Regions from separate parts of the Homo sapiens genome. Here regions 1, 2 and 4 are each linked to region 3. Evidence: chromatin loops called from intact Hi-C (ENCODE). Cell type or tissue: MCF 10A. All regions are shown on one strand. Each heading gives the region's core, and the rest is flanking DNA. Links, peaks and the distances in the headings are about the cores only.

What was found. Peaks named below come from ENCODE experiments on the same cell type or tissue, not always from the same donor. Only the 100,000 strongest peaks of a DNase experiment are listed, where the experiment ranks them.
Region 1: a loop joins it to region 3, with 7 times the contacts of the local background. A loop is called at or near these places in 8 of 110 quality-filtered maps.
Region 2: a loop joins it to region 3, with 13 times the contacts of the local background. A loop is called at or near these places in 5 of 110 quality-filtered maps.
Region 4: it touches region 3 in a loop (2.2-fold over the local background); 10 of 110 quality-filtered maps call a loop at or near these places.

Annotation. Positions count from the first base shown.
Region 1 is chr1:89,778,844-89,783,513 of GRCh38, forward strand. The region is part of intron 1 of LOC107985744 (a long non-coding RNA gene); the gene reads left to right. Among named protein-coding and RNA genes, the nearest start is that of LRRC8D, 40 kb to the right of the region's middle. In MCF 10A, for the core only: a CTCF peak has its summit at 2,018 (motif pointing right); a DNase peak (open chromatin) is centred at 2,008.
Region 2 is chr1:90,577,317-90,581,986 of GRCh38, forward strand. No RefSeq gene overlaps it. Among named protein-coding and RNA genes, the nearest start is that of LINC02787, 32 kb to the left of the region's middle. In MCF 10A, for the core only: a CTCF peak has its summit at 2,100 (motif pointing right); a DNase peak (open chromatin) is centred at 3,075.
Region 3 is chr1:90,112,478-90,117,147 of GRCh38, forward strand. LOC105378848 (a long non-coding RNA gene) reads left to right here and starts at 2,695. Exons shown (of 3, transcript XR_947587.2): 1 at 2,695-2,916. In MCF 10A, for the core only: a CTCF peak has its summit at 2,264 (motif pointing right); a DNase peak (open chromatin) is centred at 2,254.
Region 4 is chr1:90,043,878-90,048,547 of GRCh38, forward strand. No RefSeq gene overlaps it. Among named protein-coding and RNA genes, the nearest start is that of ZNF326, 51 kb to the left of the region's middle. In MCF 10A, for the core only: a CTCF peak has its summit at 2,294; no DNase peak of the experiment used is centred there.

The DNA of each region.
Region 1 (4,670 bases), core at 347-4,346, 330 kb before region 3:
AAGATCAGCCTGGCCAACGTGGTGAAACCCTGTCTCTACTAAAAATAAAAAATTAGCCAGGCATGGCGGCAGACACCTGTAATCCCAGCTACTCAGGAGGCTGAGGCTGGAGAATTGCTTGAACCCAGGAGGTGGAAGTTGCAGTGAGCCAAGATCGCGCCATTGCACTCCAGCCTGGGCCACAAGAGCAAAACTCCGTCTCAAAAAAAAAAAAAAAATGAAAAAGTCACGGAGTCTTGGAAATTTGCTTGTCGCAGAAAGAGTTTTCTTGAGGACTAGAGAGAAGGGTAGTAAATCATGTGCTTCTATATTGATGTTATATTCACAAAATAAATATAGATTGCCTGGAAAAAATCAGCAAGTAATGAAGTAGGATGCTTTGATTGCTGTAGTATTTGAAACTATACCCTGATGGTTGCTCAGAGATGAGAGTTGTTGCTAAGATATTTTAGATACCAGGAAAAGAGATTGAAAAAGATTATGAGCACGAAAGCAGATTTTTTAAAAAAATACAAGTTCAAGTGTGTGTTGTTTTGACGCAGACTCAGAAGTGAAATTGGGAAGGCACAAAGTGATAGCATTGGGCTTCAATCTGTTCACTGACTATTCCCTCAGTAAAGAATTGAAGTTGTGGAAATGATCCCTGTCACACAGGCTATCTGAAGCAAATTAGATTTTTAAAAATCATATAGGTGGAGACCGAGGTGGCTAGAAATATCAATCATCACTCTAGGTCAATGGAGTAGGGAGATGATTAGCCCCTGGGCTGCAAGAGTGAGTGGGAAGATCAGGCAATTCTGGACAAGATTATCACACCCTAGAAGATTAGACTAATATTCAAAATTAAATTTATAAAATGGCCCACCAAAAATAGGATGAAAAACAGTAAAGATGGGGGCGGGCGGTTGCATGTTTGGTTCAATTCATCTTGGGTCCTGAGACAAGATGGAAAATGAATCACTAAGTAAAAGTGCAGTAGAAAAAGCACTAAGACTTTCCAAATGGAAAAACATACTTGAGCAACGTGTGCTATTTCAAAAGTTTTCAAGATACTGTAATAAGTTAACAAAAGTATGACAAAGAAAAATGTATAGTATTCAAGAGCCAAAAGTTATACTCTATAAGCATATATATCATGTTTTCCTCACTGAGTAGAAGGATATTTTCTTCTTTAAGAAGCATTAATTTTTCTTTTTTTTTTTTGAGACAGAGTCTCACTCTGTCACCAGGCTAGAGTGCAATGGCGCAATCTCAGCTCACTGCAACCTCCGCCTCCTGGGTTCAAGCAATTCTCCTGTCTCAGCCTCCCGAGTAGCTGGAACTACAGGCATGCGCCACCACGCCCAGCTAATTTTTGTATTTTTAGTAGAGACAGTGTTTCACTATGTTGGCCAGGATGGTCATGATCTCTTGACCTCGTGATCCGCCCACCTCAGCCTCCCAAAGTTCTGGATTACAGGCGTGAGCCACCGCGCCCAGCCAAAGCATTAATTTTTAAAGGCATTAGAAATTCAACTTTCATTAAGCAAGCAGTATGCAATAGATGTGGAAGTCCTCAGGCACTATGCTATGATTTGAATACTATCTAAATTTCAGGAAAGAGCCCCCATCCCATATCTTTAAAGTGAATTATTTAAAAATTGGAAATTAACCTTTTTTAACAAAAGATTACAGGAATAACTGTATACATATTTTCACATATGTAATTTCCAGTGTCATTATAAAGGGATCTGAATAGGTGCTAACATCAACAATAGGGATCAAAAAAGAGCTGAGCTTCAGTGCCACGACGACATTCCAATGTGTTGTCTGTTTTTGAATTGAACAAGCAGTAAAGGTTATAAAGTGTCTATCTATTTCAAAAAGATCATGAGAAACAGGACTGACCCCGCCTGTCCCTGACAGCTTATGCATTATATGGTTTTTCATTCCAGCATTCAATGATTTCAAGTGTCTCACACACAGAGTTGATTATTCATAGTGCTCATACAACCAACAGATGGCAGAATTGGCCATGTTGTTATTCTATGATGACTACAAATCTAGATCTATATCAAGCAGGATAGTTTTTTTTTTTTTTTAGACAAGATCTCACTCTGTCACTTAGGCTGGAGTGCAGTGGCGCCATCATGCCTCACTGCAGATTTGACCTCCTGGGCTCAAGCAATCCTCCCACCTCAGCCTCCTGAACACATGCCACCACACCCAGCTAATTTTTTTAATTTTTTTGTAGAGATGAGGTCTCACTATGCTGCCCAGGCTTGTCTTTAACTCCTAGCCTAAGTAATCCTTTCATTTTGACTTCCCAGAATGCTGGAATTATAGGCATGAGCCACCTTGTCAGGCCAGATTTTTTTCTTAAAATTGTTGTGGCCGAGTGCAGTGGTACATGCCTATTGTTCTAGCTATTCAGGAGGCTAAGGTGGGAGAATCACATGAGTCCAGGTGTTTGAGGCCAGCCTGGGCAATATGGCAAGACCTCGACTCTAAAAATGTATAATAATAATAAAGATGGTTGCGTATCCCCCTAGGAATCAGAATGTCTTACACATACACATCCATATACTCTTGCTCTTTCCAATTTTAAAGTATGTTTCTGGGCTTTTTTCCCTAAAACATACCAAAAGAAAGGATCTCACCTTCAACTATTACTGCATGGTAACAGCACAGTCAGTTCAAGAAAAGACAGAGCTCATGAGCTGTTTTTTTTTTTTTTCTTTTCTCACAACACATCTGGCACCAAATGAGATTTTTCCTCCCACCAACCAATTCTCCAACTCTCCAGACAACAACTGGCTGTTGTACAATTCAATTCAATTCTGACACTAACTGCCAGAGTTGGTGTCAGATGCTAAAAGTGAAAGGGCTCAGTTCCACAAAACTGTCTCCACATCAGACTTCAGATGCCAATCACAAGTCCAGGACATCTGGGCTTCTGACCCACCAGCTACAGATCAGGGGTTCCCACAACCCCCTCCTAGAACAGCTCACAGAACTTAGTTAAACACTTTACATATTAGTACCAGTTTATTATAAACTCAGAAACAGCCAAACTCAGAAACAGCCAAATGGAAAAGACGCACAAGTCGAGGTGTGGGGGTGGTGCGTGGAGTTTCCTCTGGCACCCTCCCAGCACCTTGATGTGGTCACCAAGTATTTAGGGGGTTTTATGGAGGTTTCATCATGTCGGCATGATTGATTATTAACTGAAGCCCTAGCTTCTCTCCCTTGGAGGATGGGACTGAATTTTCCAAGTTTCTCATCAAGACTGGGTCTTCCTGGCAACCAACCTCAATCCCAAAGTTATAAAGGAGCCCAGCAAGAGTTGCCTCATTAGAACAAAGATGCTCTTATCACTCAGAGAATTACTAGAGCTTTAGGAGCTCTATGCCAGGAACCAGAAACAAATACATATTTCTCTGGGTTCTTTCTTTATACATATCTCATTTTAAAAAGGCAGCTCTTCCAATAAAGAAAAGTTCAGAATCAGCATAAACTATCATCAGCCTTTCTGTTGCAGTATAACTGCTGGACTTTCCTCATTTCCCAAAGTGACCCTAAAATCAATCAGACCTGACCTGGGGCCAGATCAGACTTCCCTGAGCTCGGATTCTCTGGGCCCAAATTGTGGTTCCAAACAGCTCCAGCCCACAGTCTCCTCTCTGCCCTTCATCACCTCCTAGGTACATGTGAGAGACTCAGATCTATGGTTTTACATCTGTTCTAAAGGGAATTCAACTCATCCCAGGGGTTGGTTCACACACATAAAAACAAGGAAACTAAGCTCCTAATTAACATGTGCATATTATTTGTCTTCCACTTCTTGCAGGATCACGGGATCAAATGCTATATATATATGAGTAGCTTCTGCAATGCCAGGAATCTCATGACCCCCTCTCCACTGGCAAAAATAATATTAATAGCTAGCCCTTATTGAGCATTCACTATGTGTCAGACACTGTTCTAAATACTTTAGAATAGTGCACTGCACTTATTCATTCAGCAAGTTTTTAGTGAGTGCCACTCTTTGCCAGGCACAGTCCTAAACACTGGGGCTAGAGCAGTAAGTGAATAAAAATACATGCCTTCACAGAGCGTATAGCCTAATGAGAGAAGAAAAATAATAAACAAAGTAAATAAACTATATAGTATATTGGAAAGTTATAAGCCTGTAACTGAACACAGTTTCAGTCACTGCTTGCAGAGTCCAATTAACAAGAGCGAGGTATGGTAGGGGAAAATTGACTTTATTTCCAAAGTTGGCTAAGGGGAAGTGGCTGGATTCCTATCCAAAGCAACCAGTTTGAATTTTGAGGTGGAAAGGCAAGCGTTTAAAAAGGGAAGACCTGATATGGAAGGGATGCAGGAATTGCACTGAGTTTTATTCCAGTGGCTATCTTGGGTCCCGGTCCACCTGGAGTGTGGGCTGGCGTTCATCTCAACAATGGCCAGGTTGTTGATTAGCCACCTTGAGGTAATCTCTGGAATTCTGCAGCTGGGTCTCCAGGCTTGATCTGTCTCTCTCAGGATTTGTCCCTGGAACTTCTAAGTAGGCACCTAGTTAGATACTAACATATAGTTAGATAAATGTGAAGGGCGTGTATACGGTGAGAAAGGGAGGGATGGGGAGTCTATTTTAAGGCTAAGGGAAAAGGCTTCTGCAGTTTGCT
Region 2 (4,670 bases), core at 207-4,206, 460 kb after region 3:
TTCACATCCCAGTCCAAAAGCCTTATGCACTGTGAATTCTTTCCCACCTCTTCACAGTTAATCATTTCAGGCCTCTGCATGCTAAATACCTTCTACCTATCTCTATTGCAGCCCACGTCAGAGCTTCATCGTAAGAATTTGTTGACCTATTTGTTTCTGATTAGAATATGAGCTCATCGCAAGTGGACACCATCTCATTCTTCTTTGTATCTGTCCCTACCTGGCTCTTAGTATAATGCCTGGTACCTAGCAGTCACACAACACGTCTGACAAATGAATAAATGAATATATTATTCCTTCCTGACAGATCTGTTACCTCTCTCACACCAACAGAATGATATGCCCATGGTGGTGACTGGGACAAACTAAACATGGAATCGGTAGTGACAGCCTACAAACTTCTGAGAAGTACAACCTAAAAGATCAAGATAGTAAAAAAACAAAAACAAACAAACAAATACAATGAGAGACACATGGAGAAGTGGAAAAGAGAATGAGAGGGAAGGATTGAATGAGAAGAACCAGAAAAGATCATAGAAGTAACAGACAGAAAGAGTTTGGATAGGCAAGAAGAAAAAAAAAAAAGCAAGATGAGAGTTATGACAGTAAAGGATGGCTTGGACACCAAGAGAAGGAGAGAGATGGAAAGCACTCTTCATAGAGAAAACAGAGCAAGGAAGAAGAAGAAAGCTAAGGAAACTAAGAAGAACCAATTACAAGGAAAGCAAAAAAGACTTATTCAAGGAGTATGGTGTTAAAAAGTAAATGAAGTGAAAATTTTTAAGTGCTAAACTCTACCAAAAAAAAAAAAGTATGACGGCTAATTTTTACAAAGTAAAACTTAAGACAAGTGAAGAAAAAGCATAACAAGTCTTTTGCTCGTGTTTACATGTCATAAAATATTGAACAAGAATTAAAACAGTTTACCAATAACTCTGTCTCTGTGCAATACAATCTACACTGTCCTTTTCTGGAGAAATGTACTCACTGTGTGGCCCTGTTCAGGCACCAAATCTTTCTAGCTCCAAGAGTTGTTTCCTCATAAAAACCAGGCCAGTAATATTGACCTACCTAGGTAGAATGCCCTTTAGTAACATAAACTTCTGCCAACTGATAATCTCCAAACCATTCTTCACATCCCGGTCCAAATGCCTCATGCACTGTGAATTCTTTCCCACATCTTCAGAGTTCATCATTTCAAGCCTCTGCATGCTCAGCACCTAGGTAGGTCAATATTACTGGTCTGGTTTTTAAGAGGAAACAACTCTTGGAACTAGAAAGATTAGGTGCCTGAACAAGATCTCACAATGAGCACATTTCTCCAAAAAAGAACAGTATAGATTGTATTGTACAGAGACAGAGTTATGTGAAGAAGAGAAGGTCTTATGCAAACCTCTCGTGGCAGAAGAAAAGGGAAATATAAACGAGCAGAGGGCAGAGAAGGCATGTAAAAATTTGTTAATAGGTTCCGGTAAAATGTCCAGGGCTTTAAACATACCACCCTGTGTCCAACAATTTATGTCCTAGAATGACCAAGAATCAAGCCCATGAAAGAGAAAGAGAGCTCCACTGGGCAGCAAACCACAAGTTCATTCAGTTCCTTGATTTAGGAGTAGGGCCAGAGATACAAGGAGAACCCAAAAGAGAGGTCTGGCAGGGTGGGGAATCTCACACAAGCAGCAAGTTGAGGAAGTATCCAACAGCTTGTCCCTTCCTTGACTCCATGCTTCCTGCAAGTTATGTCCTTATACACATGGGAGGGCCTTCCAGCAGCAGCAATGAAACTGCGTGTGACATTTGAATCTCCTGGGCTTCCAACGCACTTCTCAAATAGCCATTATCTCTGGATTGCAATCACGGGCAGTCTCACCCACTGGACTACAACTTGAGGTCAGTGCTTGTGTCTTCCTCGTCTCTTCATACGCAACACCCATCAAGATGCTCAGCATGTAGTAAATGATAAGTAAACTAAGTGAAAGAATAGATGGATAAATAAACAAGAAAATTATAAATGCTGCTTAATCTTTAAGCCAAGTCCCCTGAGGGTTTGACAGCTCTCTGGGCACCTAGCTACAATTCAAAACATTTACCACTAGATGGCACTATTTTAATGAAGCAGTAAAGCCCTTATTCTGGCATCCTTACTATCAGATACAGGTAAGTGCTTTAATCAGAGTATAAAATGTGTTACTACAAAGGTGGAATCTTCTAACTCTGTAATTTCTTACATTTCCATAATACTCTAATTCTCTACTTGTCAAGAGGAAAATACTTTCCAACAATTTTTCTAAATTCTCACTTTCCCCCATGCCACTGGTACGGCCACATAGATCACTATTAGTAAGTTGAATCCTTTCAAGACCCCCTCTGTAAAACTGGAGAACCTCCCTTGTTAGGATTGGCTATTGTTATAGGTGTTCTCAACCTCATATACCAGGGCTTTAAAATCACATCCCTGTGGACACAGTCAGCCCTAGACAATAACCACATAAGCGGCCACCCATCTCATGGCACTTGTGAAGTCTCTCAAAGTTGAAACTCCTAGGCCATTGTCACCATGGCCAGTCAGAACAAGGCTTAGCAGCAGTAACAGGCAGTCAGGCACTGGGTGATCTCTACACACTGCTATCAGACTCAAGGAGACAGAGGACCCAAAATATGTCTCTGAAAAAAGTGGGAGAGAAAGTAGCAGGAAAAGAGAAGGGCAATTTTCCAAGGCTTCCAAGCCCGCAGCAGTAATGGTAATCCTAGGGCCAAGCCATTAACTCCCCTTCATTTGGGCTCAAAAAAGTCATTTTCCTCACAGAAAGATAAAATAAACCAATTCATGATTTTGCCTCCTCTCTGTATACCAATAAGGTAATTACTGTAAAAAGGTATACCTGTTACATTGGTTTTATTCCTTTTCAAATAAACCTGGTATTGAGAAGTCATGTCTTCATTTTTGATAGCTTCCTTCAAAAGGTCCAAAGGGGCATGCTGATCTTTGGATTCTCAGAACGCCCTCCCCCTGCAGCTGCTGCAGGTTCCAGCTTGTCACACCCAAGCCACTCCTTCTTCTGTTCCTTCTGCACGCCGCTACTTGCCTGGCACTGTTGAGCACATACTGCCTCACTCAGGAACTCTGGGAGAGCAAATATCATGCCTCTTGTACCTTTTTAAATCCCTTTTTATTGCCTAGCACAAAGCCCTGTTGAATAAGAGAATAAAATAGCCTAAGTTTGAGGCTACTCTAGAACTCAGCAATTAACTCATCTTCGTCATAGGTTATAGGGCAGCTGCACATCTTAACTGGCACTCAAATCTACGTCATCCAAACCTCGTATGTTTAGATCCAAACTCATCATGTCCTCCTTCTATCCTTTTTCCCCAGACCTGCTCCTCCTCCTGACTTCCTCCTCTCTCTTGATGGCACTATGGCCCTGCCAGGCATCCAAGCTCAAAACCACAGAGTAACATTTGCCTTTTTCCCCTTCCTTGCTCCCTCTTTGCTTTCACCCTATCTCCCCCTTTGCATCTCAACAGCGTATTCAGGCCTTCAGTCTCTCCTGCCTTAGAACTTGTCTCTCTGCTACAGGATAAGATTTTCGAGGATGGAGAGCCTTTATTTACTGACTTTCTCATTGTCCTTAGGGCCTTTCCCAATAGGAGTACTCAGTTTATTAATTCATTTACTTGAGAATGTATTAGATGCTGGCCATAAAGCAATGAATAAGATAGGAGATATACATATGCACAGATAGTCTATAGTGAATATCAGGGAAATTTAAGTAAAAATGAAAGATTGAGCTTGAACTAACCCATCCCTAGAAGCTTCTCAAAGTATCTCTTATTTAAGAATAAAAACGTGTTTTCTTGTATTATAAAATGTGCAACATTCTATGGAGTAGGACATGAACTACTTTCACTCAACTATAAAACCAGTGAAAAGAAAATGAAATTGTCCAGATTTGGGCACAGAAGAGGCAATTTAGAAGAATGACAATTTAGTATTGAACTATTTTTAGAGGTGAGTGATACCCTATGCTCTGAACCTTCCCTGGTGTCCTGCCCAAATAAGAGACTTGCAAATCTGATTTATAATTTTTACAAAAGATGATAAAGGAATGGTGCACAATGCCTTTCAGATTACATTTGCATTTTAATAGAAAATGTCAGTGCCCCTGTCTCCAAGGGTGATGCATACTGGAACCTTCAGGTGCTCTGGCATTTAGCTCATGAGGGCTATTCCTGGCCCACCTGATGATATCACACAGGCTTTCACCCCATCATAGGCAGGAACAACCCTGGTACTACTGCACCCATCAGAGTGTCTCAGGCCATGGAATAATAATACTGGCTCCCTCTTCTATTAAAGGACGACTCTCAGTGTCTCAGAGAAATAAAAACAGTCAAGAGCACAAGCTCTGGAGTCAGAAAGATCTGGTAATGGTTATTACTGTTGTTGTTGCTGCTGCTGTTACTACCTTTATCATTTTCAGTACTGAGGATTTCCCCGGGCTATACCAATCCCAGCCTATATCCAGGGCACGTGGGATACACCACTACCACCTAAAAGCTGACTCTGAGTTCTGGGGCATACCAACTAGAGATATGCAGAAGCTGGAATATTTGCTAAATAAGAAAGCATGAGGTCTCCCCAAGACTTCACTTAGCACCCATCCCCTCCC
Region 3 (4,670 bases), core at 331-4,330:
ATATGTTCTTGATATATTGCTGACATTTTAATCTAGAACCAGGACTTTAGTAAACACTCCCCCACAAACTTCAATTTCTATTTCCTTTTTGTTCTCACTCATAGGTGGGAATTGAACAATGAGAACACTTGGACACAGGGAACATCACACACCGGGACTTGTCGTGGGGTGGGTGATGGGGGGAGGGATAGCATTAGGAGAAATACCTAATGTAAATGACGAGTTAATGGGTGCAGCAAACCAACATGGCACATGTATACATATGTAACAAACCTGCACGTTGTGCACATGTACCCTAGAACTTAAAGCATAATAAAAATAAATAATAAAAAAAGAAAGAACAAGATTAAATCCTACTCAAGCAAGAGTTTGTCTTCTGTAAACCATGATGACCATGGTGACTAGAAGATGAAAAACTGAAAGTCAACAACAAGTACAATACTTTAAAATGAAGAGTCTAATTGATTGATTGATTGATTGAGACAGGGTCTCACTCTGTTGCCCAGGCTAAAGTGCAGTGGTGTGATCTCAGCTTACTACAAACTTTGCCTCTCAGGCTCAAGCCTCAGCCTCCCAAGTAGCTTGGATTACAGACACATGCCACTATGTCTGACTAATTTTTATTTTTATTTTTGTATTTTTGGTAGAGCCGGGTTTTGCCATGTTGCCCAGGCTGGTCTCGAACTCCTGAACTCAGGGTGATCCATCCACCTCTGTCTCCCAAAGTGCTGAGATTACAGGCATGAGCCACTGTGCCAGGCCAAGAGTAATTTATATAGAGAGTCACTGATAGACTTACAGAATATTGGAGCTGAAAGGATCCAGACTGTAGATGTATGACTTGCCCAAGACCACATAGGGTACTAGCAGGTCTACTAGAGCACATGACGACAATATACTTACACAATAATTTAATTTTAGTTTTCTTATTTTTTTTTGAAAAGGAAAGGCATATTGTTGTGTAGATGTGTTTAAAATTAAGAAAGGAGAATACAATTTTCTATTAAGTAAATATACTAAAATATAAATATTTTACTTTACATTTATGGGGAGAGTTAATTCAAATGTAAGTGTCACCAGTGCTGAGTGTGGAAATACCATCACTGCATATCTAACTGGGAATGATTTACTGAAGAAAGCACAAAACCATCAGGGAAATTGCTTCTGCAAAAAGAAATTGGTCTGTATGGCTCACACTACTTTCAGAGGACTTTCAATGGCTGTAGAACCTTGTTGAAACTCAAGTCTTACTTTCTTGGGGAGTGGAGCATTCCTGTTTTCCCAATATGGATCAGGTACACCTTCTACCTGCTTCTGGAGAGTACTATGTCTCTCTTCATCGTAAGGCTTCATAATTACCTGATTGCGTATCTGTTTCCCTCATTCGATTACAGGATACATATGTTTTGGAACCAGGCCCATCCTTTTCACCATTATATCCAAAATGACTAGCAGAGTGTGGGTTTAGAGCAGGTAGCCATGAAGTTCACTAAAAGACGTAACAGAAGAATGAATAAATGCTCTAATAAGATTGTGTCTTAGGAGGAAATTTGCACTGTCAGGGTTTACGAAGTCTAGAATACAATTTAAAAAATGCTAAATGCCTGTTTCTGCTAAATGAATAAAATGTACTAGAATTGCGTGAAGAAACTTGAAAGTAGAGATTTTCCTTTGCTGAATTAGAAGTGAGTAGTTGAGTTTTCTATTTGAAGATATAACAATATTCTTATATTGTTAAAGAACATTAGAAATCTTGACTTTTACAGCAAAATAAATATCTAGAAGTGAAGTATTGATTATTAATGCAAATATTCTGTGGAATATCTACCACTTGTTTTACGTTTTTTTAATTGACAGAGTGGGAGACCATATTATCACCCATTTTATTTTATACAAATTCTTTAGCTGCATCACTAGCTAAAACAAATAAATGTATCATACTTTAATATCAATTACTATTATTGGATTATCAAATGTAAAAGCCTAAAAATATCTAAATATCACACGGGTTGAGCTATCCCTACCATGGTAATTTAAATATGTTACCTATTTACAAGATACTTTTAGAAAGAAAATATAGGCATTATTAACAAAGTAAAAATGAAATAGATATTTTAATCTAGAATAACTGTGGTTTCTAGTTGAAGATTTTACTTGGTTAATCTTATTTGGGTGTCTTTTCTTTGAAGTTATGAATGCTTTGTAATCTTAGGGCCTTTTGTAGCCTTTAACAGAGTTTTCTCACTAGAGGGCAGCATTTGACTAAATGTCCATCCAAACAGAAGGTTTTTCTGGTGAACTGGGAATATCCATGCAGATCACTTTAATAACTCAGTTAGCAGACTTACATGGATTTCTAATTCGATTTGTTGGGCTGGGACCCAATTTGGTTTGATAAGCCTTTAGAAAGGAATTTTAGGGATTTATTCCAGTAATAAATATGAATTGTTTTTAGATAGGTATTATATCAGGTTTGTGAAAGTCATGCTTACCCTAGAGCTTCTATTGCCTAGCCTTTTAAATGCACGTAAATTATTATATTAAATTATTTATTATTGAAACTGAATAAAAAAAGAATCGGGTTACTGTTTTATAAGCCCCCCTCCCTTTTTTTTTTTTAAAAAAACTCTTCAATTGTATCTATTTCTCAGTTAATCTTATCTATATTATTTCTCTGGGAATTTTGTTTTGAAGTGTGAGCCCTGCAGAAGTGTTATGGATGACTGCAAGAGCTGCTAGTGGAGGTCTGTAACATGGAAGATGCTCTTCCTTTGATCTGAGCCTTGAGGATAACTGATGCTCAGGGACAATGCTTTTACCTCCTGAAGAGCATCCTCAGAGTCTGGTCCACAGTCCACGGAGTGAGGTTGAGGACCCAAAAAGGTAGCCTCATTCTTGATTTTGGCTGTCAAGAGGGTAAGCCATTGCTTGGTTCTCATTATTATTCTGTCAGTGTTGGGACAAAATTTCTTCGATTTTTCAAGATAGAGTTGAATGTGTAGTGGAGACATCTGGGATATGCAGTTTTTCATAGAGATTGGATATGACAGCCAATTACCAAAATACATCCCACCATTAGTTAATCGCAGTATTGCTATGGAAGCCAATGTTGGAGAAAATGGCTTTATCTTAAGTGGCCATTTAAATAGTCTTTTTTGTCCAATGACTTATTGCTCAAAGGAACCATTCAAATAGTTGCAACAGAAATTCATATTCACAAACATACAAGTATAGTACCACATAAGTACATACAATTATGTATCAATAAAAAACATACAAGTATAGGTGTATGTACACATACGTATATATTGTACCATTTAATTTGTATTTTCAAGTTTTTATATAAATTTATTTTGGTGATGACATGTTTTCTAGGTGAAAGTGATAATTACATTTGAATCCTTATAACATTGAAAGAGACACTTCTCTTCCTGTTCCAATTCAAATTTGGATGAAATATCAAAAGTAATTTTTAAAATGCTCTTTTGAGATGTTATACTGGGCTTCTAATGATGTAAGCAGAATTAAATTTCTCAAACATTGTGATGGTTGCACCAGGTAATTTAGGAACAAATACTTTTCTCAAAAAGTCCAGAGAAAATCTAAAAGCAGAAATGTTATTGCATAAGGCACGCAAGCAGAATTTTTTTCATTTTTGTGTTCTTTGGACCTTTGTGCGTATAGTCACATAACAATAACCAGACCCTGCCCAATTCTTTTTCACTATAGATCAATTTGGGAGATTTTCACCACTTCCTTTCTATTTTTTGTGTTTTATGGGGCTTTAATAGCCAGCATACTTTTGCAAAAAAAAAAAAAAAAAGGCATAACTTAAACAGTGTACCCAGTTGTTCCAGGGCTAACTCTATTTTATTTGGTATTTAGAACATATTTGATATTAATATTTACATATTTTTCAGAATTAGAATTAAAGGCTTTAATGCTCTCTACTGAGCATTGTTTCTCTTTAAAAAAAATCAAAAGGAAATAATCTAACCAATTAGATTCAATGAATAATAATGCTTAGATATAAGTAACTGATCAAATGCTAATTTTCTGTTCAGATTTTTATGTTTTTAATGAATGTTTTTGGCAACCTCAGGGAATGCAAGGAATCAAAATGATCCATTTCTACATAACTTCCTCTTCAAGTGTTTGAAGTCTATTTCTTACACTTCCAACCACTTTCTCTGCCTCTCTGTTTGGATAATATATGTCTGTGGACAAAGTGAGAGATACAGAAGTTAGAGGGAAGAAGGAGAATTTCCAAGTCGCCGAAACCTTTGTTCATTCATGGAGCAAACATATGTCGAATGCCTGCTTAATGACATGGACAGTGCTAGGCACTGGAAACACACATAAATAAGATGCAGTCTTTGCCTTCAAAAACTCATAGTCAAGTACAGGCAACAAAAAAGTCAATTGTTGTGGTCCAGTGTGACAGGTGCTTTGATAGAACATATTGCCTGGCTATTATGGAATCATACAGTGAATGGGGTGAATGGGTATCTAAACTCTAAAAATCACGGAAGACTCACCTGGTATTAGCTTGGTACAAAAGTAATTGCGGTTTTTGCCATTACTTTTAAATGGCAAAAACCACAATTCCTTTTTTCACCAATGTAATAAAATGATTCAGGAAGGAACTGGTAGGAGTTAGTTAGAAGAAA
Region 4 (4,670 bases), core at 502-4,501, 68 kb before region 3:
TCCAACGGAATCTGTCAGAGAAGCTGAAGAAGCAAGCATACCACTGGAATAGCAACACGCTCTGGGAAATAGTATCAACATGCTATGATTCAAAGGAAGACAACAGAAATAAATAATGATAGCTTCAAATTGTTGAACATGAATGTACCATGATTGCATTAGTTGCCTTGCATTTAGTATGTTACTTAGTGCTCACCCAAACTCAGATAAGGAAACTGAGGCTCAGAGAGGTGAAGTAACTTCCAGTCCCACCCCAGCTCACACAGCTGGTAAGGAGCAGTGGCGGAATTCATGCCTGGTTCTGATTCCAGTGACTGAGCACTTAACTCTTTTCTGAGTACACTTAAAATGGCTAATAATTTTTAAAACCAGGGAATCCATAAAATTAGACCCAGAAGTTAATCAGTTGCCGAGCGCGGTGGCTCACGCCTGTAATCCCAGCACTTTGAGAGGCCAAAGCAGGCAGATCACTTGAGGTCAGGAGTTTGAGACCAGCCTGGCCAACATGGTGAAACCTCATCTCTACTGAAAATACAAAAATCAGCCGAATGTGATGGCCGTGCCTGTAATCCCAGCTACTTGACAGGCTGAGGTGCGAGAATTGCTTGAACCCAGGAGGCGCAGGTTGCTGTGAGCTGAGATCACACCACTGCACTCCAGCCTGTGCAACAGAGTGAGACTGTCTCGAAAAAGAAAAAAAAAAAGTTAATCAGTTACTTTTGCTTGGGAAGTGAGTAATGACCCTGAAGCTCATCTATCTAGTAACATTTAACACATGTATTAATTTATTCAAATATGTATTAAAACACATGCAGTGTATTCTGCTAGATATTATGTATGAGAGGGGCATAAAATGAATGAAATACACATAAATGTAAAATTTCATACTGCATTTATGAAATTTTCAGTCTGGAAGGAAAAGTAAGACTTGCACAGAAAGAGAATACAAATTGGAAAGTGGCAGATATTAGACTGTTAGATCCACGAGGATAGGGATTATGTCTGTTTTGGTTTGCCCCAATTTTGCCCTTACCAGGCATATTCCTGTACACAGCAGAAATTGAGCACATATTTGTTCATTTGAACAAAAGAAAGGAACAGATAGAATGTGATTAGACTTCAGAGAAGGAAAGATATATTCCAATGGAAGGAATTAGGCAAGGCTTTGCAATGGAAGTGGTATTTAACCTAGGACTTGAATGATGCAAATGATTTGGAGCTAAAGAACTGAAGATGATGGGAGTGGTAGAAGAACAGCATTCACGGAAGAAGTATCAGCAGGAGCAAGGCACAGAAGAAAATCATGCACTGTCTCTAGGGAACAATATGTGCCTTATATGCAGGTCACTTGAATGCAGTAGAAGAATCAGTGGGTGGCAGGTCATGGAGAGCCTTGGATGCTAGCCTAGAGGGTTTGGATTTTTGTCTGAGGCATGAGGGAGACAATGGGGTGAAATGAGCAGAGCTGTACTTCAGGAGGATGAACCTGCCAGCAATTTTAAGATGTATTGGAATGAAGACAAGCTGGTATGAGGTGGAGAGTGCAGTTAGAAGGCTAGTGTAACATTCCAGACAGAAAAGGTGACGCCCCAAGGAAGGCCTAAACATGGGTAGCTGGAGAGGAGGCAACAGGTTTAAAAGATGTGCATAGAAGAAGGCAGTACCTGCCATTCATTTGAAGCAGGAGGTCAGTGAGATGGAAAAATATCAAAGATGGAATACGATTTTTTAACTAGAGTGACTGAAGAATAGTGGTACCATGAAAATAAATCAAGCTCACTGAAGGAAAGCCTCATATTTGTTGGTTTGTGAGGAGAAATGTTAAGCTTCGTTTTGGTCATTTGAGTTTGAAGGCCTTTTCGGATATTCAAGTATGAATAAAGTTTGGGTGGTAAGTGTTGGAGATTCTCTGTCAGCAAGGAAATGATGGTCAAAATCCAAGGAGTATTCCAGGAAGAGCACAGACGGAAGATTCTAAAGACAGATCTATGGTGCCCTTCAGCTTGCTGAAGCCATCCTGGGCCCTTATCACTGTGTCTAGGTAACCAGTGTTTACATAATAAAGGGGTTTGGGTAACAGAGGATGTCTTTGGAGACCCTAAGCTAAAGTATTGTCAGTAATTTTGGTTTGGGGGTATGTGTGCATGTGTATATGTGCGTGTGTGTGTGTGTGTGTGTGTGTGTGTGTCAGAGAGAGAGAGAGACAGACAGACAGAGACTGGTTCTTCAATGATTTAGTGATTGCCAGTTCTGCCCTAAGCAGTTTTTATAGTGGGAAGCAGGGGGCAGCAGAGTCCCACCTTTCAAAAGGGATTCAGCCCATAAAATCACATTTTTCTGCATCTTTTTTTGTTGTTGTCAATTAAACCATATCCCCTTCTTAAAGTTGGAGAAAATAATTTCTAAGTTGCTGTCTTTGGGCACAGCATATGGATCTGGAGCTTAACTTTCGGGGAACCTATCTCCAAACTGATTATGGAAACCTCTTTTAAAGAAGTGAGTTAAGAACTTAAAGAACTTATTTACTGGTGTTGGTCTGATTGATGCTATTTCAATGAAAGAGCTGGGATTAGAATTTCAATGGGGAATTTTTAGCCTGAAGGCTAACTCTGTCCTGAAGACTTTGGTTTGTATTTAAAGGAAAGAGAATTAGATTCATCACAGCAGCACTTTTAAGATACATTTGCTATTATAGTTACAGTAGTGAATACAGTCCACAGTCCTTGCTGCTATTGGCGGCTTTTCCTCAAGACAGGTTAACCTGGGATAAGGGTGGGAAATGAAGCCATGGTTACAATAATAACTCATATTGCTTTTTTTTTTTTTTAAACCTAACTCACTATTGCAGAACCTCTAGTTCTTTCTCATCTCTGTTGTTTTACCTCTCAGTCTTTGCCTGCTGTCTAGACTGCCTGTGAAGCAAGTGGCACGAGGCTTCTTCTTTCTGTTTCTAGTGCTTGGCTGTGGTGTCTTCCACCAGGTGATGTCACTGCTGGGCCCTGAGCAGTGGGTCCTACTGTTGCAGAGCCATGCTGGACTGTGCAGAGGTGGGGGGCTTGCTTCTCCCTTTTCTGCCATACTTTGTTTGATGGACAAGGACCGTATCTACTGTGCATTTTCACATCTGATTCCCTACGATGTATAGGTGTTTGACAATTCTTTTTGATTGTTGTTAGGCACCAAAGACTTTTCAGCTCCATCTCATGGAATTTCAAATTAAAAATTGTTAAATTAGTTCTTGTACTTTTTCTTTCTAGGTTTCAGACATGTATCCATAGGGATAAGAACAAAAAGCAAACTGTCATGAGTTCCAGAAAAAAGGTGGGGGCAATGTGCAAATAACGGTGCTTAGCGCAAATCGTTGAGTTGAGATGAGGCCTGAGGTAGGGGCTGCACACACATACATCTTTAATATTGCTTTTGACTCTGGCCACACCACCCTATCTTCAGTTCTTTGATTATGGCATTCCCCTTAAACTTTCAGGCCTTTGTTCATAGTACTTTTCCCCTGGTAATCTGTTTCCTCTTTTCTGTTTCATCAGCTTTTCTTTCCTGCCTTAGTTTTCTTTTTCCCCCATAGCACTTACCACTTTTGAACACATTATATAATTTATTATGTTTATTGTCTGTTCTCCCATCCTCCTACTAGAATATAAAAGATCCATGAGTGCAGGGATCTTTGTTTTTTTGTTCACTGATCTATCTCAAGCACCTAGAATACTACTTTGAATATAATAGGTATTCAGTAAATGTTTGTTAAATGACCAAGCGGATCCTTGAAGGTGCAACTCAAATGTTATTGCCTCAGCACCCTACTCTCAAACCTGGATAAAATTTGTTTATTCTCCTATATTACCATTGTACTTTGTTTATATTTGTATCACAGCAGTTAAGTCTATCATAAAGAGTTAATTCATATTTCAATAAAAATGATAATGTAATAAAATATTAACTTGGACATTTTAACTGAGGTGCCAAGTTGCAACAAGTATGAAATTCCAAAGTGGTTTGCCATCCAAAAATGCAAGTTTTCATGAGTTTCTCGACTCTTAAAAAACCCCACCCACATTAAAGATACTGAAGGATCAAGAAAGTGGAGATGAGGGGAAGTTTGATAGGATTTCTTTTGAGAAAGCGTGGTTGTGAGTACCCTGCCCCTGCCAGGAAGAGCACAGAGACTGCTTTTCCCTTCAGATGAAGTCCAGAGACAGCTTCCGAAGGGACCTCATGGAGATGTGTGTCTCTGGAAGTGAGGAAGACACAGCTGCTTTCTGAATCCTACTTGGAAAATTTAAAAGGCGAAGAGACAGGCTGGCCAGCTGCTCTAATGACAGGAGTAAGGAGACGCTCCCAGAGTTAGCTGGGTGAGAGTTTCCCTTAGAGCAAATGTGAGCCATGTGGGAGCCTGAGCCAGGCAGGAGTCATTTAAAATCCTTCCCAAGATTGCTGCCTGGGGGAGAGACAGGGGACGGCAGAGAAAGGAGGTGGCTCGCAGGGGTAAGATACATTATTTCTCTCAGATGAAGAGTATTCAAATATTTCTAATTTTTTTTTTTTTGGTTGGGGGAGTGCCCTGAAGAACCCAGAGAATTGTTAGAAAAAGTCATCTTTAAACATCTATCAGGCCCTCAGAGCAAGAAGCTGGCCCAAAAGAGAATCAGTTAAAATAA